Regions from separate parts of the Homo sapiens genome. Here region 2 is linked to region 1. A link is a loop called in an ENCODE intact Hi-C map of the cell type or tissue named here. Cell type or tissue: IMR-90. All regions are shown on one strand. Links, peaks and the distances in the headings refer to the core of each region. The heading gives the core; the rest is flanking DNA. Region 1 overlaps MED13L (mediator complex subunit 13L). Region 2 overlaps MED13L (mediator complex subunit 13L).

Region 1 (12,481 bases), core at 1,409-9,408:
ATTACTGTGCCTACTACAAGTGTAGTACATCTTGTTTCTTATAGTCATCACTCCTACTAGCATCTAAACCTTCAAGAATCAATGCTTGCCTCAAGAAAGAAGGGGACAGAGATGCTTCTGGAAGAAATGTATGCAAAGGTCCAATAGTGGTTGGAAAAAGTGAAAACCAAAGTGACGGCTGCTCACAGAGAACACCAAGTTTAGTTTAAACATGTACTGACTGCTGGGGGAAAACTGTGAAAGGTCACTTTACTGATCAATGTAAGAAGCATAAAGCCATGCAGGAAATTAAATCCACTTTCTCGTGTACCATATTCACAAACATTCTATTCAATATAGGGGATTCAGCTCCTCAAGAGAAATTTGGTGGTTTGAAAACTAGTTACTGTAGCAAAGACTAATACATTACTGTACTTGATTTGACACTGAAAATCTCCAACAAAGATGTATCTAACTAGCAAGAAAATCCCATATCAATGTACAAAAATACCCGACAGTAATATATGGCAGCAAAGTTATTAAGGACAGAAAACTTAAAGCAAAAATCTGTTGTCCTCAAGGAAGAAAAAATTTTAATACTTTGACTTTTTTTATGTTCTGCTGAATACTTTGACTTTTTTAATGCTTTGGTGATAATTTGGGAAGTCTTTCCCTTTACCTTGACAGAGTATCAACTGAAGACCCTAACCCAATTGTGCTGGGATGTGTGCTCTCTCCTGTGACAGTTACCTCTACCCAGGAAAGACAGGCAGCATGACACATGAGCATGACCAAGAGGGTGCTTGAGCACCCACCCACATTGATGAAGATAACAACCTATTAGGGAATGAAACAGGAGCCCAATGTGAGCAAAGTCAAGTTTTTTATAAGCAGCTATCTGGTGGTATTCAAGGATGCAACATGGCAAAACTTAATCTTGGGAAGCTGGAAGAGATTAATGACTAAGTACATTTTTTTAAAAAACCATATTTCAGACCTGCAAATTTGGCTGTCTTGAGCCATAACTACATCCCTTTGAGTTTCAAACAGGATTGGTAAAAGTCCTATCCATCTCCTCCCACACCCACAAAGACAGTTCACGTCGGCCCATGATGACATCTTACAAAAGTCAAAAAAATTGGCTAAACATTTTAAACAAGAGAAACAAACTGCTGATGTTACAGCAGGAACAAGAACTTTGAAGAGGCAAAAACACGAACAGAGGAGAAGTACTTCCCCCATCACAGCTTTTATCACACTGTATTGTACCTTCCTGCTTACTTATCTAATTACCTCATTAAAGGATAAATTCTGTGAGATGAAGAACTGAGTGACACAGTTCAACAGTGAATGCCCAATACCTAACACATTACCTGGCCCTTATTTGAAGTGCAGTAATATCTGATGATTAAATAAACAAAAACACACAGCAAGAGTAAAGAGAACCCACTAAAACCTCATAAGCATCCTGAGAATTATACCAAAATAAGGTGCCTTAAATTCAAAATGCATTAATTAAGTTTCTGGAAAAAATGAGCAACTAGTTATATATCTCAGTCTCCTGGAAGTAACTAACCATGTCTTTCCCAGCACACAACATAGTCGTCTAGCACTCAACACAAGCTCGTTGAATTGAATTATACACTTCCCCTCCTCCTCCAAGTATAAGAGATTCGATAACATAAAGAGATTCAATAGCATAACTATCTAATCAGCCTTTCTCTAATTAAACTTTTGTCAAGTCATTTTCCAAAGTATGTAATTTTTTTTAACCCAGAGGCATTCAATGATCAAGTTTACTTCGTATAATACTTTCTGCAAAAGCCAAAACACAGAATAAAAGATAATAAAATGGGATTTTTTATAGCTCTCAAGAATATCCAATAACCTTCAAATCTAATATTTAACACACTGGCAATTACTGCCCACTCCTTCTAAATATAACAAAGTCAAGGTCAGTTTTTAACTCTGTTCAAAACAACAGACACTCAAAGATTCCTGCAATGCCAACAATTATAATTATGTCAACCAGCCAACATTTACAACAAAAACATGCTTTTTATACCTAACACCCCTTCACCCTACTCTGAGACTCACAGTTCAGTACTCTATGTACTTTCTGGCATTCTCCAGAAATTCGGTCTTCAGGGAAAAGTTTTAACCAGCATTTTTTTTTTTGACACTAACATCAAACTTTTCAGAAAAAGATAAAGAAGTTGTAAATGGCTCTCCATTTTCAAATTTCTTCTCCAAATAACCCAACACAAAATCTGTAATTTAACAGGAGGGCTTATCAGCATTAAGCAAAGCATTTAAGGCAATTTAAGGCAAGCAGTAAAATTTTTTTTTTTTTTGGAGACAAGGTCTTGCTCTGTCACCCAGGCTGGAGTGCAGTGGTGCAATCTCAGCTCACTGCAGCCTCTGCCTCCCAGTCTCAAGTGATCCTCCAGCCTGAGCCACCCCAGCAGCTGGAATTACAGGCATGTGCCACCACACCTGGCTAATTTTTTTTGTATTTTTGTAGAGACAGGATTTCACCATATTGCCCAGGCTGGTCTCAAACTCCTGACCTCAAGTAATCCGCCCACCTTGGCCTCCCAAAGTGCTGGGATTACAGGTGTGAGCCACCACACCCAGCCTATACCGAAATTCTTACAAGTTAGAATGAAAAGTGTCAACGTAAAATAGCCAATTACATACACCATTCTAGTCAGTTCAAAAAATTTTGGAAGCTGACAGAATGTCAATAATAAAGAGACAAGCTTTTTAAATTTTATCTTTCTGTACATAACTGGACTTATTCTTAACTTATATAGTGAATTTTATGAACATCTAATCAAGGAAAGTGAAATAAAGAGGAATACTCGTAAACATAAAGAATTTAAATTATATTCATGTTATTAGTATATATTTCTACATCTTAAAAAATCTAATTAGCATACGTTAAAGGTAAAGATAGGCAGATGCCTATTTTCACCAGTGTTCCAGTATTTTAACTAAAGCTAGATCAGCATTATAAATACAAAAATAAATAAATTTATTTCTGAAGAAAATGTAGACATCTATACTCAATTCATTAATTTTATTAATCTTAAGTAATTTTTAAGATTTCTTTACAAAGAGATGTGAATATAAAGATTAATTCATTGTTTATGTCCACAATGTGGACATTAAAATCCCTGGATCACCATCAAACCTAACTTTCGAAGCATTCATTTATTGTACACATATTAATTGTTTGAAATTTAAAATATACAGTATTTCCCAACCAAATTATTTTGAGAGTAAAATGTCAAAATTGAACCAAAGTCCTATTTAGAAAGTATTCAAGCTTTTAATGCCAAAAGCCATTTTTAAAGAAGTTCTTACCAAAGTAAGTTCAACTGCCAGTTTTTTTGTTTTATTTTGTTTTGTTTCTTGAGACAGAGTCTCGCTCTGTCTCCCAGGCTGGAGTGCAGTGGCATCATCTCGGCTCACTGCAACCTCTGCCTCCCGGGTTCAAGCAATTCTCTGCCTCAGCCTCCCGAGTAGCTGAGATTACAGGTGCGCACCACCATGCCCAGCTAATTTTTGTATTTTTGGTAGAGACAGGGTTTCACCATCTTGGCCAGGCTGGTCTTGAACTCCTGACCTCGTGATCCACCCCGCCTCAGCCTCCCAAAGTGCTGGGATTACAGGTGTGAGCCACCGCACCCAGCCTACCAGTTTTTAAAATGATATAGCAAAACTATCTGTAACACTGCCTAAGTGAACTAAAGCTGTAACAGACTAGCTTAAGCTGTTAATGCCATTATAAACTAATCTTTTCACAAAACATACCAAATAATCATGGGATCAATTAAAATCTCCATAAAATAATAATCTGAATTACTATTTAAATTAATATTTACTTCTTCTAAACTCTATTGCCTCCTACTCGAGATTTCCAAGAGAAAACTATTATTTACATAGCCAACTTCCAGATTCCCACTTCTCTTAGACCATCAAAATACACGCGCTGGATTTTAAAAGAGAACATAGGGCCGGACGTGGTGACTCATGCCTATAATCCCAACACTTTGGGAGGCCGAGGCGGGCAGATCACTTGAGGTCAGAAGTTCAAGACCAGCCTGGCCATTATGGCGAAACCCCATCTCTACTAAAAATACAAAAATTTGCCAGGCATGGTGGTGCTCATTTGTAATCCCAGCTACTTGGGAGGCTGAGGCAGGAGAACCACTTGATCCCGGGAGGCGGAGGTTGCAGTGAGCCGAGATTGTGCCATTGCACTCCAGCCTAGGCAACAGAGCGAGACTCTGTCTCAAAATAAAGGGGCCATAAACAAAAGTTTTTTGCTTTGATATACATATATTGGCAGAGGTTACATTTTATATATGGTCTATTAACCTGAGAATTAATTAACCAAATAAGTTACCAGGTAAAATTTTAGGCATAATACTTAGTCTTATGAAAACCACAGAGTTGGGGGAAAAAACTGTGTGGTTCTGCACTTTTAAACAAAGTATATACTACTGAATATACTACTGAACTCAAACTTCAGTGATTAGTTTGAAGTCCCTCTAGTGTTCAACTAGGTTAAGTTAACAATCTCGATGCGGTAAAAGCTGCCACTTATTTGATAACTACTAACTCTATCCTACATATTAAATAAAAATGAGTTTAATAAACACAAAAGAAAGTATAAAAACAAATTAGCAGCTGGGAGTGGTGGCTCATGTGTGTAATCTCAACGCTTTGGGAGGCTGAGGCAGGTGGATGGCTTGAGCCCAGGAGTTCAAGACCAATCTGGACAACACAGTGAAACCCCATCTCTATAAAAAACACAAAAATTGGCAATGTGTGGTGGTACATGCCTATAGTCTCAGCTACCCACAAGGCTGAGGTGGGAAGATCACCTAAGCCAGGAAGTCTAGATTGCAGTGAGCTGTGATCACGCTACTGCACTACAGCTTGGGTGACAGGGTAAGACCCTGTCTTAAAAAAAAAAAAAAAAAATGAGTAGTATCAAAATTTTCCCTGAAATTCATTCAAGTTAATATTCTGAAAGAAAGAATAAACCCAAAACTACTTTACACTGCAAGATTGATTACCAAGCACCTACCACAATGCCTAGTACCTATGAACTAACCATAAATATCTGATTATTTTCTGGTTCCCAATTTTCAATATATAATTCTTTCAAACCTTCATTCATTCCTAGTTTATTGGTACTATAAAATTAGGCACAACGAGCACAAATAAAAATTATTCTATAAACAAAAAATCAAATGTGGAAAAGGAAACAGGTTTATTATATATCATGCAGCATGAATCTGGAACAATAATCTTTGTTAATCAAATACTCTTGCTTATTCTATGTGATACTAATAAAAAGTTTAAAAACACTCTGATCAACCGATAATTAAGAGACATCAAACTAATTTTTAAGGGATTAGATCACAATCCCTATTTAAAATAATATGAAAAATTATTTTTTATTCAAATCCCCATAAGGAGCAAGGGCATAAATAATTATAATCATTCTTGCACAGCCAAAGACAGAAAGTGGTTATAAAAGACCACATTTTAAAACATCCAATGCCCATATATAATTTAACTAAGACTATATTGACAATGCTAGGTGGAAAACAACTCAAATTTTATACAGGTAGAAAGTATGGCCAAAATTATGAAAAGCAAAATTATATCCTTATTTAGCATCTAAAATCATGAAGATTTTAATATTCTGACAGTAGAGTTCATTTAAAAATATATGGCTATAAAATGCATTTACACAACAGTTAAATCTAGCTGCTTTTCACATTCACTTCATGTTGTACCATAAAATAAAGACATAATTTCCATAGTACAGACAAGAATGAAGACAAGCAAATTTAAATGTCTTGCCTGCAATGACACGTCACAGAAGTGGCATTGTATGAACACTCCATTCCTTATTTTTACTTTCTACACTTAATCTTATGACCTCTACCTCTCCATAGGCGAAGGATAACAGAAGAATGATAGATTTATTTCTTCCCGGCCTCTGTTCCATTTTGGATATGTGAGGGTGAATAGAAGGGAGTAATCCAAAATCCATGACCTATGCTGTAATGCCAGCTGAGCTATGTTCACAAACAGAAAAAGAGAATGAGAGATGGCTCCTGGCCAGGAAAGTCTGACTCACTAATGATACAAGTACTCTTTGAGCATCTTCTGGGAAACATGGCGGCATTTCAGGTGTTGCCAAACCAAAACTTCAACTAATATAGGGAATTCAAGCAACTCCAGGTATGTGTGTGAGTGTGTTTGCAAGCATCGTTGGAGAAGATGTACCTTGTTTAACATGTATGTACCTTAATAATCTTTGAAAAATGCCACTTTAAAATCATACAACTTGCAATCTACTAACTTGCTATCTTAAATATTTAGAAAGGAGATGCAACCCAAAGGCTATTTTGATAAACAACTGGACAAAATATGTACACTAACACTAAAAACTATTAAAGATTTCATTGAAAATGTTTGCCTAAATCGTACAATCTCATTTTATCATGTAGTCTGTTGCCACGACACTTACAGAAGCCAGTAATTAACTCAGGATTCCAGAGTGAAAGATAGAAAGCTCAATGAAAGCTATTGTCAATTTGATTCTATAGTAAAACGTTCAGGACTTTCTCAGAGAGAGCCTCAGCTAAGCCATATTACTTATCATTGCCATGCAGCAAATACCAACTCCAGTGTTGGACTGGAAATTTATAACTTACATAAGACAGTCAATGTCATTCAATCCATGATGTATTTATAAGTTAATGTATTTATAAGGATTCTGACACATAAATATTATTAAGCACTTTAACCTAATAAATAGTGCTCTTCCACAGCCATCTGTTCTATGGGACAATTACAAAATATGATTTTGGTCAAATGCTCAAACTACTTGCTATCTACAATACTAAAAAAAAATATGAAGAATTATTCAATTTTTAAAAAACTTTTTAAATTTCCATTTAAAAAATTCAACTACAGACTATAAAATAAGATACTGCAGGCCCAGTGCGATGGATCACGCTTGTAATCCCAGCACTTTGGGAGGCCGGGTTAGGCAGATCACCTTGAGGTCAGGAGTTCAGAATCAGCCGAACATGGCGAAACCCCGTCTTTACTAAAAATATAAAATTAGCCGAGCATGGTGGTACGTGCCTGTAGTCCCAGCAGCTCAGGAGGCTGAGGCAGGAGAATCACCTGAACCCGGGAGGTGGAGGTTGCGGTGAGCAGAGATCACACCATTGCACTCCAGCCTGGGCGACAAAAGCAAAACTCCATCTCAAAAATAAAATAAAAAATAAGATACTGCAAAAAGAGAAGAAAATTATATCACTGTTTTTTCAAAATGCAGTTAAAAAAGAATTCAATGCATCAAGAAAATCTTTCAAATGTGGCCACATCTCTCCTTAAAACAATATCCTATAACAACATCATGTCATCATGTTTTCCTATGTGTTCCAGGACACCAGGAAGTCTTCCTAGCATGCAATGGTGCTAGACTGATAATCTTTACACAAACTTCTATTACATTCATTAAATCTGCTCACTGGTTTATTCAACAAATATGTACCAGGAATTACGTTCCAATTTTAGTGTATGTGCTGCCAAAGCGAGCACATGTACCAGGCATTACGATGGTCCTGGAATTACAATGATGGGCAAAAGTCAGATGCAGGTCCTATCCCCATACAGTTTATAATCTGCTGGGAGCTTCTATCTAAGTCCTATTCAAAAACCCTCTAAGATCCCAACTACCTATGAAGCCCAAACTACTTAGCCTAGTGTTTAAGCTCCAAGAGGCCCAAATGTTCATTTTCAATCAATTTCTCATCTTTAACTCTTCCCCAATACACATCTCAAACTTCCCTACTGTAGATCCTTGAATGTGCAGTTACACGCACATGCTTGTCCTGACATAGCCATGTATCCAAATTCTATCTACCCTTTAAGGTTATTATGCCCAAAAATCAACTCGTCCTCAAGGCTCAGCCTCTCACATAAAACTCCAGTAATACCATGGGCCCCACATAGGAGACTTTACTTTCTACCCTTTAACAATGCTCTGTGTGTATATACTCTCTCTTCTACTAGGTTCTGAGCTCCTGAAATGCAAAAATGTTTCCAATTCATTTCTGTATTCTACATAGCACCTAAAATAATAGAGGCTCAAATAAATGGTGGTAATTCTAAATATAAGAAATCATGTAACAATGGTAACACCTTACCGTTTGGGGTTTGTTGTTTGTTGTTGTTATTGTTTTGTTTTGTTTTTGAGACAGGGTCTCAATCTGTCACCCAGGCTGGAGTGCAGTGGCACAATCTTGGCTCACTGTAGCCTTGACCTCCGAAGCCTAGCTGATCCTCCCACATGAGCCTCCCAAGTAGCTGGGACTGCAGGCACACGCCACTATGCCCAGCTAATTTTTTAATTTTTTTGTAGAGATAAGGCTTCACCATGTTGCCCAGGCTGGTCTCCAATACCTGGGCTCAACTGATACTCTGGCCTCAAGCGATCCTCCCACCTCAGCCTCCGAAAGTGCTGGGATTACAGGCGTGAGCCACCAAGCCCAACACACCTTACATGTATAAAGCTTGAAGGGTGCTTTTAAAGCATCCTCTCGTACACCATTTGATTGTTATGACATAATACTATAATTCTAAATGTGTGGGCAACTGAGCTGAATCAGTACTGACCCCAGGACATCCCATTAAAGTGTTTTTGCTATGTGCTAAGTTAGCACATTGTCTCAACCATACTGGGAATCAAATAGATATATCTGTGTATATTGGGACTAATCACTGATATTGCTGTATTTAAGTCATTTAACCTTTTTTTCACAAAATGGTATGTGCTTACTGGGGATGAGGGGGTACTTTTAAATCTGTTTCAGGGCTCCAACTGAGTTCTAGTTAATAAAGCCTTTACCATAGTGATGAGGATAACTGCTCCCAGCCACCTCTGCTACCCAAATCAAGAGCCCCTTTGTTATACTCTTCATGAAACCAATAAACGGCATGACAAATGTTTCCAAAATAGGAGTTATTGTCAACAAACGCTATTACCTCCCTAAACAATCAGAGTTGTATGTAATTTGTCCAAGGATGCCAAGGCAAGCAACCTTTTCGTTATAAATATCTACTAGGCTACTTTTAAGATAAGCTAAAAAATATAGTGCCTGAAATTTAACTGAGAGTATCGAAATTTTTCTCCTTTAGACTAAATATATTTCAAAGTGAATAACATGCCTTATTAAAAGTAGCAAACACCAAAGCAGCTTACATTTAAACAAGTTCAAGATTACCTGTGAAAAATAAAACAATCTTAATGAAGAGACCTCATGTTGAATAGGTTCACACTTCCCTTATTCAAGCAGTCTTTCCACAAATATTTACTTTTTTTCTCTTGTGTCAGAAAGTAAGCCTTCAAGATTAGCAAAAAGTCTTACTTCCCCCACGTGCTAGCAAAGTCAAAAATAAAAGTAATTTTTAAAAAAGAAAATATTTTGCATATGACATTATATAAATATGAGGAAAAGACTAACAACAGATTTATGAACACTCTAACCTTCCTTTTACCATCATATACATACAATCTTTTTCAACACAAAGCCACTTCATCTTTATCTAATTTTTATCTTTTTTTTTTTTTTTTTTAAATCAAGCCAGTTCTGCTGCATGATTAACTGTTTACTGCAGGGTATTATTCTACCACAATACCCTGGCAACCAGCTCATATTCAGTTACACTATCACAGCACAAAAAAAAGAGAGGGAGAGAGAGAACTAATTGTATGATCATGTGGATATTGTAGAAGCCCTTTAGTTCAATCCTAGATGGGCCTCAAGAGGATAATGCTTATTCTGTTGAACTCACTGCCAAATCCCAATATGAAACTGCCAGGATCAAAACAAGACCCAATTATACTAAGAGTGCATTTTATCAACGTCGGGTTTATAACAAATAGGTATGTGGCCCTGTACTTGTGCAAAATTGTTCAAAAATATTTACATAGATGGAGCTTAAAGAAAATTATGGAACACTTACTGGCCATAATGATATTCAATGAGAATCTCTTCAGGTAGCATCCAGACAGCAGCTCAGTCATGAAATGCTTAAAGCAACAGAATCCAATTTCATGATGTTCTATACTTAAAACAGATTTCGGCCAGGAGTGGCGGCTCACGCCTATAATCCCAGCGCTTTGGGAGGCCCAGGAGGGCAGATCACTTGAGGTCAGAAGTTTGAGACCAGCCTGGCCAACATGGTGAAACCCCATCTCTACTAAAAATACAAAAACTAGCCAGGTGTGGTGGCACACACCTTTAATCCCAGCTACTTGGGAGGCTGAGGCAGGGGAACTGCTCGAACTCCGGACGTGGAGGTTGCAGTGAGCAGAGACTGCACCACCATACTCCAGCCTGGGCAACAGAGTGAGACTCCATCTCAAAAAAAAAAAAAAAAACACCACAGATGCCTACACTATCTGGGTTTTTTAAGAGGAAAAAAATATTTACGTGTTATTTCTACCATTAAGGTTTTTTTTTTTTAACCTTAGGCCCAATGATACTTATAGCTGAGTATATCAAGTTTTAATTTCCATTTGCTCAGCCATCATAAAACAATACCAAGTGGAAACCATCTGTAATTACATTTTCAAACACTAATTCACAGAAAGTTAAGCAGAGAGATCTATACATCAGTTTAGTCTATTATACTTTAAGCAGATCCAGAGACCATAAAACAACTCAAAGGTAGCCTTCTGCTTCACCAATAGTTTTCCCATTCTTTCGCTATTTATCTCTGATTTTTCAATATCTGGGCTATGACAACAGATCTCTACGAAGAAAAAATAAGGGGTAAAGAAGATCTCTAACGATAGCAGATATGTAATTCCAGCTTATCAACTACCTCAATAAGATATAGGAATATCTCATTTTATTGCATTTCACATTGTTTCGCTTCACAGATGCTGCATTTTTTACAAATTTAAGGTGTGTAGCAACCCTGTGTCGAGCAAGCCTATCAGCGCCATTTTTCAAAAAGCATGTGCTCAATTCTTGTGTCTGTGTCACATTTTGGTAATTCTTGCAATATTTCAAACATTTTCATTATTATAATATCTGTTATGGTGGATCTGTGATCAGTGATCTTTGATGTTACTATTATATTGTTCAGGGGCACCACAAACCACACCCATATAAAACAGCAGACTGAACCAATTGATCACTATTGTATGTGTTCTGACTGCTCCAGGACTGGCTCCTCCCCATCTCTCTTATTCTCCTCAAGCCTAGTTGCTAGAAACAATATTAAAGTTAGGCCAATTAATAACCCTACAATGGCCATTAAATGTTCAAGTGAAAAGGAAGAACTGCCCATCTCTTACTTTATATCAAAAGTGAGAAATGATTAAGCTTAGTGAAGAAGTCATGTCGAAAGCCAAGATAGGCTGAAAACTAGTGCTTTTGAGCCAAGAAGCCAAGCTGTGAATGCAAAAAAAATAAATAAATAAAAAATTTAAAAAAATCTTGAAGGAAATTACAAGTGCTACTCCAGCAAACACATGAATGATAAGAAAGTGAAACAGGCTTATTGTTGATATGGAGAAAGTCTGGGTGGTCTGAAAGATCACACCAGCCACCATACTCCCTTAAGTCAAAGCCGAATCCAGAACAAGGCACAAACTCTCTTCAATTCTACCAAGACGGAGAGAGGTGAGGAAGCAAACCTGGGAGCTAGCAGAGGTTGGTTCATGAAGATTAGGGAAAGATTCCATCTCCCTTACATAAAGACACAAGGAGAAGCAGCAAGTGCTGATGAAGAAGCTGCAGCTTCTCTATTCAGAAGATCTTGCTAAGATCATTAATGAGGTGGCTACACTAAACAACAGGTTTTATTTTTTTCTTTTCTAGAGATAGGGTCTTACTGTGTCACTCAGGCTGGACTGCAGTGGCACAATCATAGCTCACTGCAACCCTGAACTCTTGGGCTCAAGTAATCCTCCCACCTTAGCCTCCCAAGTAGTTGAAACTACAAGGCGAACACCAACCATGCCCAACTACTGCTTTTCTTTTCTGCAGAGACAGGGTCCCACTGCAGAAGAGGACACTCGTTCATGACCCACTAAGATCCATTCCCCACTTCCTCTTTCCTAAGAAAACCCTAGTTTTATTTTAGGGAATTTTTATTTCATCTCCTATATAAAATAATGTGAACAGTACAACCAACCTAATGCCATTTATACACGTCAGCAATGAATTTGCTTATAAGCAGAAGGTGTTATTCCCTATAAATGTGTAGCTCTACTCCATTCAATGTTAATGTTCTAATATATAATTCTTTCTCGAATTATTTAGGCCCTAAATTCTACCAATATTTAAACCTTTTCTTCAATTTTCCACATTCAGATTCTTACCTCAGCCTCCCTAAGAAATAAAACTAAGAAAATATTTTGCTAAGCAAACAAAAAAACCCT
Region 2 (12,481 bases), core at 2,252-10,251, 56 kb before region 1:
AATAGAAGTGGTTATTTTAGAACTGGCTGTCTGCCCAGAGAATGCCAGAATACATTTTAACCAAGTGGACAGAAAAAGAAGCAGATGGATTTGAACACTATTTTTTATCTACTAAAGTCTAAATAATACCAGAATACAATTTCCTCTCATTACTTTTATATATAATTAGACTTAGAAAGGTGAGCAGGTAATTAAAAGAAAAATCTTCTATAATTCACTTTTTATCACTCTAACTTACAGTTCACATTCCTATATACTTTCAACTTACATTTTAATTGAATTTTAGAGATTTTAAGAAAAAAGCACTCAAGTATCACTACTGATACCTTGTTTTGTAAGCTGTTTGTCAAAATGATTTAATATTTAAAAGATATGAAAGGATATATTTAAATGTATGGAATTAAAAAGGTGGTACTGTGTTTGTGAATAAAGTTATTTACAGATCATATCAGCCACATCTACATATTTAATTCCATAACAGCTTCTCTTGCTTTTTAAATTAAATCTTCAACTTTACAGTAACTGATTCTCAAGAGAAAGGGATTATAAATGTGCCACATCCTGCTATTTCAAAGCAGCAGCACAAAATAATAAAGAGCTAACTAATGTGGTCCCAATGATTACTGTACATTTCATTAAAATTTCATCTCTTTGTCCCATTTAAGGACTCACTACATGCTTCTGGCCATATGGAATCTGTTACGCAGACCCTGTGATTTCTTCTCCATGAAGATTACTTCACTACTTGCACAGAACAAAATAATATAAACTAAAAAAATAATTTATACCATGTTTACAGCTGAGTTTTCCTATAATTCTGCTACAATTCAAACTATCAACATATCGTCAGGTTAAATTCCATTATAATAAAACAGACAGATATTTAAATTTTTTCACAAAGGAATTTAAAGTCCCAAATAACGTTCAATTAACTGATAGTTTAAAAATAGTAACTAATTCTTGAGCAATAAGGTCTTTTAACTGCTATTTTTGTTGTTGTTGTTGTTTGCAACATACATTTCAACACTACTGAATAAACAAACTTAGTCCAAACAAAACCATTTAGGTGAGTCACGATGCATCATGATAGTGGCCAACTCTCTGGAGAGCCCTGCAATAGTCACCTGAGAAGCAGCATGATGTAGCAGGAAACCTGGATCTGCCTCTACTATGGAAACTGGACAAGTCATACAAAACTGGACAAGACACTCAGCTCCTTTGGGCCTTGGCTCTGATCTGTAGGAAGAGGCTGGACTGGATCCAAACTTTAATTTAAAAAAAAAAAAAAAGTGTCTCACCCTGTCACCAGGCTTGAGTGCAGTGGCATGATCAGAGCTCCCTGTAGCCTCGAACTCCTGAGCAGCCATTCTCCTACCTCAGCCTCCTGAGTAGCGGGACTGCAGGCACACATGACCACACACAGGTTTTTCTTTCTTTTATTTTTTATTTTTTTTTTTTTTGTAGAGACAGGGTCTCAAACCCCTGGGTTCAAGTGATCCTCCTGCCTCAGCCTCCCAATGTGCTGAGATTATAGGCGTGAGCCACCGTGCCTGGCCTGCAAACTTTATAAACAGAATTCTGGCTAAAGCCTCCAGTATAAATGGGCAAAGTAGATGTCTTAATTTATTTTATGCTGCTATAACAGAATATCTGAGACTCGGTAATTTATGAAGAAAATAAACGTATTTCTTATAGTTCTGGCTGAGAAGTACAAGACCATGAGGTCTGCATCTGATAAGGGACTTCATTTTACATCATCCCAGGTCAGAGGGCAGAAGAGCAAGAGACGGTGCACACTCCTTTATAACTAACCCACTCCCAAATAAAGACAGTAATCCATTCACAGGGGCAGACCCGTCATGACCGAATCACCTAATAGGCCCCAACTCCCAACACTATTGCACCAGGGATTAAGTTTCTAACACACAAACTTTGGAGAACACATTCAAACCACATCAGTGGACGTGCACTGACCTCCTTCTCCCACAGCAGCTCCTGAAACAGTTCTGGAAGTGGCAAAGTCCTCAGGAGAACAAAGTTTGAAAATCTAAAGAGTTTGGAAATATATATATATACACTTCCCAACCACCTTCCAGTACTAACCCCCAAATTCTTTTTACTTTGATTAAATTAACATGACCTCCCGCAACACTGCTGCTCCAAAAAATATCAATAAGAAATCAGATAAAGCAATTACATTTAATAAATATTTACTGAGTATTTACTAGGTGCTAGACCCTGAGGATTAATGATGAATAGAACAAGGCCTCTCCCCGTCAAAGTGAGCCCACAAGCTATAGGAGACAGATATAACCAACTACAATGCAAACAAGCAAAAGTTACTATGGATTAAGCCAAGAGTGCTGACTAAAACACATAGGAGGAGCTGCTTACTCAAACCAGAGGTCAGGAAAGCCTTCCCAGAAAAAAATTACGTCAACGCTAACAAAACAAATATATATTGGCTTGAATATAAAATGACAGTGTTTTAACCTGAGTAAATTCCCTTGTGTTTCTAACCTAACCACTCCCCTCATCAAGCTTCTTCACTATTTATCCATATGCTCTCTATCACCTTTACTCACTGTATCTTTTTTTAAAAAAAGAAATGGAATATCTAACAAGTTCTTAGGTGACGGGGGCAGGGGGGCAAAGAAAAGAAACACGATCTTGTATAACTGACAATGGCTACATCCATGTGAATACTCCATATGGGAATAATAACCTTTCAAGTGTTAACAAAGTGGAGTCACTCATGCCAAATGTCATATAATCAAACTGCAACTGTAAGAAAGCAGATAGATCCCAAAACAGACGAGTTTTTCCTAAAAACAGGAGATTCTAGCCTACCTGAGTCAGAACAAGAAAGTCCCCTCTGCTTTAACCCTTATAAAAAAAAAGTAAACTGAAGTAATCTATTGTTAACTAATCAGCTTATTTTCCCCATTGTTATGTTTCCTCATTCCCACCTCACAAAACCCAATAGTCTGCCATTGCCCAGTAGAAGCTGTGATTCTATTAGAATGGAGGCTGCACCGATTCATGAATCGAGAATAAAAGCCAATTAGATACATAACTAAATGAGTTTTAATTTTGTCTTTTGACACAAGAGTAAAAGTGGATATGGAAATATCCATGTGAGTATGGACTAATACAAGAGGGTTAAGGATTGGTAAGCCTACATGGTTATTTATATAAACTCCATCCATGGATTTCATGTTGAATGTAAAGGCATAATCTTTCAGGCCCAAAGACATTTTAAATTTTTTAATGTTATCACATGTTTCCAACTTAACCTAGAAATTATTTAATCAATGTTTTGAGAAGAATTAAGTACTAGACAGTAACTATAAAATTACTTCAGAAACAATAAAATTCACATATCTCCAAATAAACCTATTTGGAAAATAATATGATCAATCTGTTATCTTGACCACTAATTTGTATATACAATTCCTCGTAAGTTATACTTTTATGTCAAGTGACTTTTTCTATTTTTCTCTTTTACTACGTCTTAACATTTTAAATGGTAAAAATTCAAGTTGAACTGATCATTGAAGTCTTATTAAATCAAGACTTTTAAAAATAAAGATAAAAAATAAATAAAGAGACAAGGTCTTGTTATATTGTCTAGGCCAGACTAGATTCAAACTCCTGGGCTCAAGTGATCCTTCCACCTCAGTCTTGAGAGTAGCTGGGACTACAACTCAGGCCACCATGCCGAGTTTAAATAAAGACATTTTTAATGCAAAATACAATTATTTCAGAATTTTTTATGACTTGGGACAATGGCAAGACTGAAGATTACTTTTGCTTAAACTATTTCTTCTCAAATAGTTACAAAATACAAACAAAACTGCCTAATATATTCATGAATCAAAACAAAGGTTTAGGTATGATAGAAGACACCAGAGGCAGGTATTTACAAATCAATAAGCTAATTGCACTATCATCCTTATTAGTTAAAAAGCCCTATCAAGTATATGACATTAAATATATATCTTTATATAATAAAAATTCATGAATAATTGCACTGTTTATAGGTGAAGAATTTTTTTTTTTTTTTTTTTTAAGACAGAGTCTTGCTCTGTCACCCACGCTGGAGGGCAATGGTGCGATCTCGGCTCACTGCAACCTCTGCCTCCCAGATTCAAGTGATTCTCCTGCCTCAGCCTCCTGAGTAGCTGGGATTACAGGTGTGCACCACCACACCCAGCTAATTTTTGTACTTTTAGTAGAGACAGGGTTTCACCATGTTGGTCAGGCTGGTCTCGAATTCCTGACCTCATGATCCACCTGCCTCGGCCTCCCAAAGTGCTGGGATTACACTGTGCCTGGCCAAGGTGAAGAATTTTTAAGTGTATTGAAAAGGGTATTTACAAAAATTCATAGTAAAGCCCTTCTAAATAGAGAAGTACACATATCATACATAATAACTGCTTAGAGATGAATTAAGCTGAAATTGCGTTTTTGAATTTTTTTATAAAGGAGACTATTTCCTAATATAAGCCAATCTCCCAGTAATATCTTCAAATTGCTAAGCCTATACTAGAGAAATCAAATTCACAATAATGGTATACTTCAATGCCATAATATCAAATGAATAAAGCAGTAATTTTCTTCATTCACTGAAGGCAGCACAGGACAAAAGAAGTAAAACTGAAAATGTTCTTCTTGGGAGAAAAAGGGAAATATTTTAAGTTCAATAGTAAGAGATGACCTATGTAAAATTCATCAGAATATTTCCCAGAAATTTTCACATACTTAAAAAGAAACAGGTCCATTCACAAGTTCACGAGCTATGACTGGGTTCAATGCTTGCTGCTCTTCAAGCACAGTATTTCATCATATATTTCATTCTTTTCCCATCAGCACTATGCACCAAGACACATGAAAGTGCATATCAAATAAAAAAACTGAATAGTTTCTTACCACAAAGCTTCACTTTTGTTATTTCAGAGACAGATATAAAAATGTATTTAAACAATCTCAAATAATTAACTCATGAGGTGACCCCACCTATCAACAATTCAACTTCCTCAACCAAAATCTTGTAAGTATGAAAGAAAAAAACCAACAACAAAAAAGGAGACTTAGGAACATAATAACAAAATACAAAAAAGAAACACATTTTGTTTATTTATTTAACTGAAACAGAGGCTGCTGCAGCTGCAGGAGCCTTTTCTGACTGATGTGACATGAGCTGCTACATTTAAAACCAGACGCTTTAAACAGATGGCTATTCAGTTAAAGCCTTCAGGCTTATCTCCCACACTTGGTCACAGTTGCCAAGGAAGAGGACACTAGTTTTCCACTATAGCTTAAGTATAATTTCACACAGCACCATGGATTGACCACTGACAATTACACACACGACATCACAGACTGGTGATGTAACTGCTAACCGATGTCACACTGTCTTTTCAGAGTATTGCTAGTTACAAAGAAAGCACCAAGAAACAGATGTTAAAGCCTAGGTATAGAATGAATTTTAGCCTGAAATGTAGGCTATAGCAAATATACAATTCAAGAACCACTCTATACTAATAAATATTTCAAGTTATGTTTACTTTCAGTCTTTTGTTCATGTCAGAATTTTCACTGCCACAGCAATAACAAGCAAAAAGTGTAGCTGGAGCATAAACCAATTAAAGATCACCTTGTACTCATGTAAGTTTTTTGAATCAGCTTCCAAAAGCATATCTGCAATACATGGTTAAGAATATTATAGTCTTCATGTACCTGCTTTTGGATTATGAGTCAGTATTAATCATCCAAACAAGTACAGCAGTCTTCAGCACTAGTGCTGCAGTAAAACTTCGGAAGAACTGACATTCAGACTCCTGACACAAAAACATGACAGAATCTGTCTCCAAGAAAATATCTGGGCCCCTCTGAGGTTCTGTCCAAGATAGAAAGGGCTTAAGGCAATGAAGTAGGCACCATCCTTTTTTTTTTTTTTTTTTTTTTTTTTTTGACTACTAGACAAACTTTCTGACTAGAATGCCTATGTCCACTTTTTTGTTTGTTTATTTTTGAGACGGAGTCTCACTCTGTCACCCAGGCTGGAGTTCAGTGGCACGATCTTAGCTCACTGCAACCTCTGCCTCCCGAGTTCACGCCATTCTCCTACCTCAGCCTCCCAAGCAGCTAGGACTATAGGCGCCCGCCACCAAGCCCAGCTAACTTTTTGTATTTTTAGTAGAGATGGGGTTTCACTGTGTTAGCCGAATGGTCTCTATCTCCTTACCTCGTGATCCCCCCCGCCTCAGCCTCCCAAAGTGCTAGGAGTACAGGCGTGAGCCACCGCACCTGGCCTGCCTATGTCCACTTTTGGCATGCACTTCTGCCACCTTGCACATTGTAGACTAACAGAGTTTCACCATTCCTGTCTCGTTGCCCAACCACTCACCTTCCTCAAGACCCCACCTTCAATTCCTGCTTAAAATATGTAACATGGATTCTCCTTGTCTTTTTAAGATAAAGACCCAAATCCTTATCACTGACTGAAAGCCCTTTTGTGGCTACACTATGCCTAGTCTAGCCCTATCTGCCCTCAGGTGGGCCTCATCTGATCACATGCTCTCAGGTATTCTCTCCACTACAGCTGCATTGGTCTTTCGTTCCTGGAATACAACATGCCTCCTGCCACCAAGGGCTGCTGTCCTTTCTGCTATAAAATATTGTCATTCCTCTCTTCATCTACTTCAAGTATATTCTACTTTCAGATCTCAGTTCAAATGCCACTTTATCAGGTAAACCACTTTTCTGGTCAGGCGCAGTGGCTCATGCCTGTAATTCCAGCACCTTGGGAAGCTGAGGCAGGAGAATCACTTGAGGCCAGGAGGTGAAGAACAGCCTGGGCAACATGGTAAAACCTCACTGTGATGGCTAATACTGAGTGTCAACTTGATTGGATAGAGGGACACAAAGTATTAATCCTGGGTGTGTCTGTGTGGGTGTTGCCAAAAGAGATTAACATTTGAGTCAGTGGGCTGGGGAAAGCAGATCCACCCTTAATCTGGTGGGCACAATCTCATCAGCTTCCAGCAAGTATAAAGCAGGCAGAAGTTCTGTCCCTCTAAGAGAATCCTGCCTAATACAGCCATCTCTACTAAAAATACAAAAATTAGCCAGGCGCTGGCCCGTGTAGTCCCAACTACTCGGGAGGCTAAGGCATGAGAATCACTTGAGCCCGGGACGCTGAGGCTGCAGTGAGCCAAGATTGCAATGCTGCATTCCAGCCTGGGCAACAGAGCAAGACTCTGTCATTAATAAATAAATAAATAAACAAACCATTTTTCTGGCCTCTTATTAAGTCAAATCACCATATTATCTATACAGCACCATACTGCTCATAATCATACTTGTCTTCACTGCAGTTTTGTGTTATTTTATTAATACCTGCCTCCTACCCTGCCAATAACCTAAATCCAAAGATTGCACAGACCAAGTTTGTTTTTACTCCACAGTGCTTACTATAGTGGCTGGCACAAACTGAGCACTTAATAAATATTTGTTGAATGAATAAGTACAGAGAAGGATTTTAAAAATAAATATGCATCATTCAATAGAAAAATTTAGTATCACATTTTTCAATCACAGTCCTACCATTCTTTATTTTATTGAAATTTAAAAATTGTGAAAAGAACTCTTTAGGGATCAAATTTTTCATCCTTTGACTTCAAGTATGAAGACAAAATTCTTCATACATGACCCCATAAATTTATATCACAAAATTCGATGTTCAAAACTAAAATCTTTAAAAACCAGACTGTTTTAAAGAAACAAAAGATTAAAGATGAGTTTGTAAAGATAAAGAGATAGACAAATTGATTAAAAAGAAACCTCAGGCAGAAAAGAAACTCTTCAAAGAGCATAAATGTTTTATAGAGAAGAATATATTTTATTGTTACAATAAAAAGATACTAGGGTATGGAATTGTTGGCAAGATTAATATTATGTTTACAAATGAAAAGCATCCCTCGAATACAAGCAGTTTAAACAACTGTTTGATCAAAAAATACAGGGTACAAAAGATTTGATGCCAGTCTATTAAGTATACAATGCTCTATTTTTAAAAATGTAACAATTGACAGGCCAGTAGATACTGTGTAACATTAATTTTTCCTCTTTAGAGCTATGTTGACTTACAGATTTGGAGGTTTAACGTTTCCCCACAATATTTATACTTTAAAAATATCTTGTTCGTTCAGTAAGGGCCATCACTTACAAGTATTTATTTTATGTGGAGATCACTTTGAGGTGTCAAAAAAAAATCAATTCATCATATTCTGTGTACTATACTCCATTAGGACATGAGTGCTGTGGAGAGACCTAACTATAATTCTCCAATGGTAGCCATTTAAGTTTAGCTACCCTAAGAAAGACTGCTACTGCCATGCAGATATTCCAGTGTAGTCTTTCTTCACCTAGATTTTTATTTTCTTGACTTTTTCATTATTGCTTAATTGCTAACATTTCCTTTTGACATGTATTGATCATGCTAATAGCTATAACATGGCCTTTTGTGCCTAGAATTGATGGACTATATTTAATACAAATCTATATGAATCAACAAACAAGTTTATTTAATGATGTTTATTCAAAGGAATGACATTTTCTAGACAGCACTTTTCACATTTGAAATATTGAAGATAAAATGCTAGCTTTAAAAAAAATAAAAATCATTTTAACACTTTATAGTGATTCGCCACATGCAATTTTCCTAAACACTTTATTTTCATAGATAGCTAAGCCACATGTGTCAATCCTATCACCATCACCTACTGAACCAATCTAATCTTGTGTACTATAGACTACCAGAAGTATGAAACAAAGAGTCACATGAATATACCTTTCAAAGTTCAAAAAAAAGAAATTTTTATTTATAAACCCTATATGTTACAAAGAATTAAATTAATAATGAGAACAAACAGAGAAGAGCATTAAATAGAAGTAACATGCCTTTTATTTAACTCCACGAATAGTGTCTTGTGCTTAATAAACATTTTTCTGGCAAAAAAAAAAAAAAGGTACAAGAGGTACAAGGTGACGAGAAGCTATTAACTGTCAAACACAACACTAGATAATAGAGAGAGGTATCACAGAAATTCACTACTGTGAATACACTAACAGGCCTTCTTATAACCTGAGTAAAAGCTTCCGGAGATAGAGCTGATTCCTCTGATCCTGTGTTCACCTAGCAACTTTCTGACTCCTAGCTTAGCTTCTCAGGTACCAAGACACCATGAAAAAGAGGTATTAGAAAGTAATGAGTATTCTAATCAATGAAAAAATATAACCACCCCACTGTCCATTAACAAGCATTGTGGATACAAATCAACTTCTTTCTGAATATGATAACTGGTTCAGGTCCCCAGAGTGGGATCAAACCAGGGCAAATGGATGAAACTACAAAGTTGAAGATGCTAGCCTAAAGAAGTGGTCTCAAACTCCTTGGTTTTGGGATCCCTTTATAACTCTTAAAAATTATAGAGGACTCCAAAAAGTTTTTGTTCACATGGGTTTACTTACCAGTATTTATTATATTGGAAATTAAAACTAATTAAAAATTTAATATCTACTTATTAATTCATTTAAACACAGTAATAAGCCCATTACACAGCAACATAACATTTTCAGGAAGGCAAAGCACCAGGCCTACTGCAGGGGTGTGAAGGAGGCCACAAATTCTGTTTCAAGAGAGCTCTGAGCCCACGGAGTAGACATTATGAGCAAAGCTCGTCGTCTCAAGTCCAAAAAATTACAGACAGGAAGTTACTGAGACTAAATGATGGCAGATATGTCCAAGGAATATTGTGAGGATTTGATCCATTTAGGAATTTTGTGATGTATGTGTGGAGATGGCAACTAGTGGACAACACAACAGTACTGGAATGGTGGTAATACAGGCAAACAGTAACATCATATTAGAAGTCTAGGAATGAGGATAAATAATGGCTGCTCAGCAGAAAAATCCATGTTCCCTCTCCAAGTGATCTGTTTTACTGTGAGGCAAAAATCAGGTCATGTACATTTTCATATTAAATTTTTTGCTAAATAAGCTTCTGTAATCATCAAATGATTTCTGGAAATATAACTAATATAACATACATAAATTTAGTGAGAAGAGGTACACTGATTTTCATTTTCGCAAATCTCTTTTACATCTGCCTTAACAGAAGACAATCATATTGTCATATCTACTTTTATGTTCAATATATAACAATACGTTGTTTTGGTTGAAGTATACAAAGAAAATCTGGCATCACATAAGTATGTAGTTGGAGAAGGGAGGTGCACATTAATAACCTTTTCAGTTAATTGCAGATACCTTTCTCTAACACTATACCAAAACTAAACAAATGGTATTTGCTAAAAGGTTAGTTGAAGTACAGAACCTAAAACTATCAAGCCAGGTGTGTTGGCCAGTGCTTGTAATTTCAGTGCTTTGGGAATCCAAGGCAGGAGGATCACTTAAAGGCCAGAAGTTCAAGACCAGCCTGGGCAACATAAGGCGACTCCATCTCTACAAAAATCTTTTTTAACAAAAATCACCAGGGCGTGTGGCATGCCACCTGTGCTCCCAGCTACTTGGGAGGCTAAGGTGGAAGGATTGCTTGAGCCCAGTAGTTCAAAGCTGCGGTGGGCTACGATCACGCCACTGCACTCCTGTCTGAGCAGCAGAGTGAGACCCCGCCTCATAAATAAACAAACAAAAAATCGTATCAATGAACTTCTATATTCTGTCACATTAAAACCCAACAATCTATCATACACTTTGATTATCAAGCATTGGTCATTTGGAAAATACTGGTTAACTGAGTTATGCACAGATTCTGTATGTTGACACATTTTACCAAACTCTATCAAAAAATAACAATTATTAATGCCACCAATAATCTCAGCAGAAAGATCTTTAAGTACTGAGAAGTTATCAGCTCACAGTGGCCAAGTTTCCCAAAACTCTCATTTTTGTATGAAATCACAAATTTTATCACAAGCAACAGATACTGTCAGTTTTCCTTGAAAAACTTACCATTCATTTTGGAGAAAATACCTACCAAATGCCTAAATCTGATTGATCATAGTTTATCAGTCATTCTCTCAAGTATGATGCTCCATCTTAAGAAGTAGCTGGTCAATGCAAAACTCAAATAATTGCACGAAAGCTTTCCCTTGACACAAGGGAAGTGATTCATGTATACCTGCCATTTTCTCTCATAGAACATTAAAAAGACATGTATTAAAGGGTCAAAATTTCACACAAGTAATCATTTTTACTTTTTTTTTTGTTTTTTTTTTTTTTTTAAGAGTCACTCTGTTGCCCAGGCTAGGGTACAGTGGTGCGATCTTGGCTCACTGCAACCTCCACGTCCCAGGTTCAGGTAATTCTTGGGCCTAAGCCTCCTGAGTAGCTGGGATTACAGGTGCCCGCCACCATGCCTGGCTAATTTTTGTATTTTTATTACAGATGGGGTTTCAGCATGTTAGCCAGGATGGTCTCGAACTCCTGACCTCAACTGATCCACACGCCTCAGCCTCCCAGAGTGCTGGGATTACAGGGCATGAGCTGCAGCACCTGACAAATTTTTACTCTTTCATCACAGACATTCTTAAGGAAAATCTAAGGTTTTGTCTTCTGAAGAATACAACTACCAGAGTTGTTTGCTGTTACTGCCTTGATTCGTGCTAAGGCACCACCAGCAGTTTTATCCCTAATTGCTTTTGCATCATCAGTACAAATGTCAACAAAGTTGAAAAAGGCAAATAATGTCTTCATATTTTATAAAAATAGTTTTTTTGACTTGTGGGATCTCCCGAAACGGTCGAAAAGACCCACCCCACAACCCTACTCCCTTGATGGTTGCAGACCATACTTTGAAAACTGCTGGCCTAACGTTTGTCAAGGGAGTATCAAACAAACAGAAATCTGCCCACTGGAAAGTGATGCCTGGAACAGCCACATGGCTTTTTCATCACAGAGATTTCTTTCAGCTGCAAAGATAGGGGCTCCCTACCTGGGAAGGCAATGGATTTATGCAGCCAGCTCAAAATCTTTATATGGAGTTAAATACTTCACCTACAACTTACATCTTCTTCTTATGGAATAACATGAAATAAATTTCTGCCTACAGTGGAAACTATTTTATAGGTCTCCAAAAATCCAACACTTTTTTTCCTCTCTAGGCTAAACAAATCCAGTTGCTTTAACCATTCCTCATTTACAGAATCCTCTGATTTAGCCCCATCCCAACCACCTTCCTCTTGCAATGGCTCCAGTTTTTTAAGTCCTTCTTAAAACAAAGCTTTCTAAAATGAGCACAACACTCCAGATATCTCTGATGAAGATAAAGGCAACTGAAACCATTAATTTTCCTGATCTGGGTACAATCCTTCTGTAACATAGCCTCGATACCATGTTAGCTTTATTAGTCACATACCAAAACATCCAGCTCTTTTCCACTCACAGTACTGA

Evidence for each region. A loop is a pair of places that touch in the nucleus more often than their neighbours do. Peaks named below come from ENCODE experiments on the same cell type or tissue, not always from the same donor. Only the 100,000 strongest peaks of a DNase experiment are listed, where the experiment ranks them.
Region 2: a loop joins it to region 1, with 2.1 times the contacts of the local background. A loop is called at or near these places in 7 of 110 quality-filtered maps.

The regions. Positions count from the first base shown.
Region 1 is chr12:116,216,418-116,228,898 of GRCh38, forward strand. The region is part of intron 2 of MED13L (mediator complex subunit 13L); the gene reads right to left. Among named protein-coding and RNA genes, the nearest start is that of MED13L, 55 kb to the right of the region's middle. In IMR-90, for the core only: no CTCF peak of the experiment used is centred there; a DNase peak (open chromatin) is centred at 6,134.
Region 2 is chr12:116,159,312-116,171,792 of GRCh38, forward strand. All of the region lies in intron 2 of MED13L (mediator complex subunit 13L), which reads right to left. It also overlaps the pseudogene SNRPGP18. Among named protein-coding and RNA genes, the nearest start is that of MIR620, 17 kb to the left of the region's middle. In IMR-90, for the core only: no CTCF peak of the experiment used is centred there; DNase peaks (open chromatin) are centred at 2,410 and 5,790.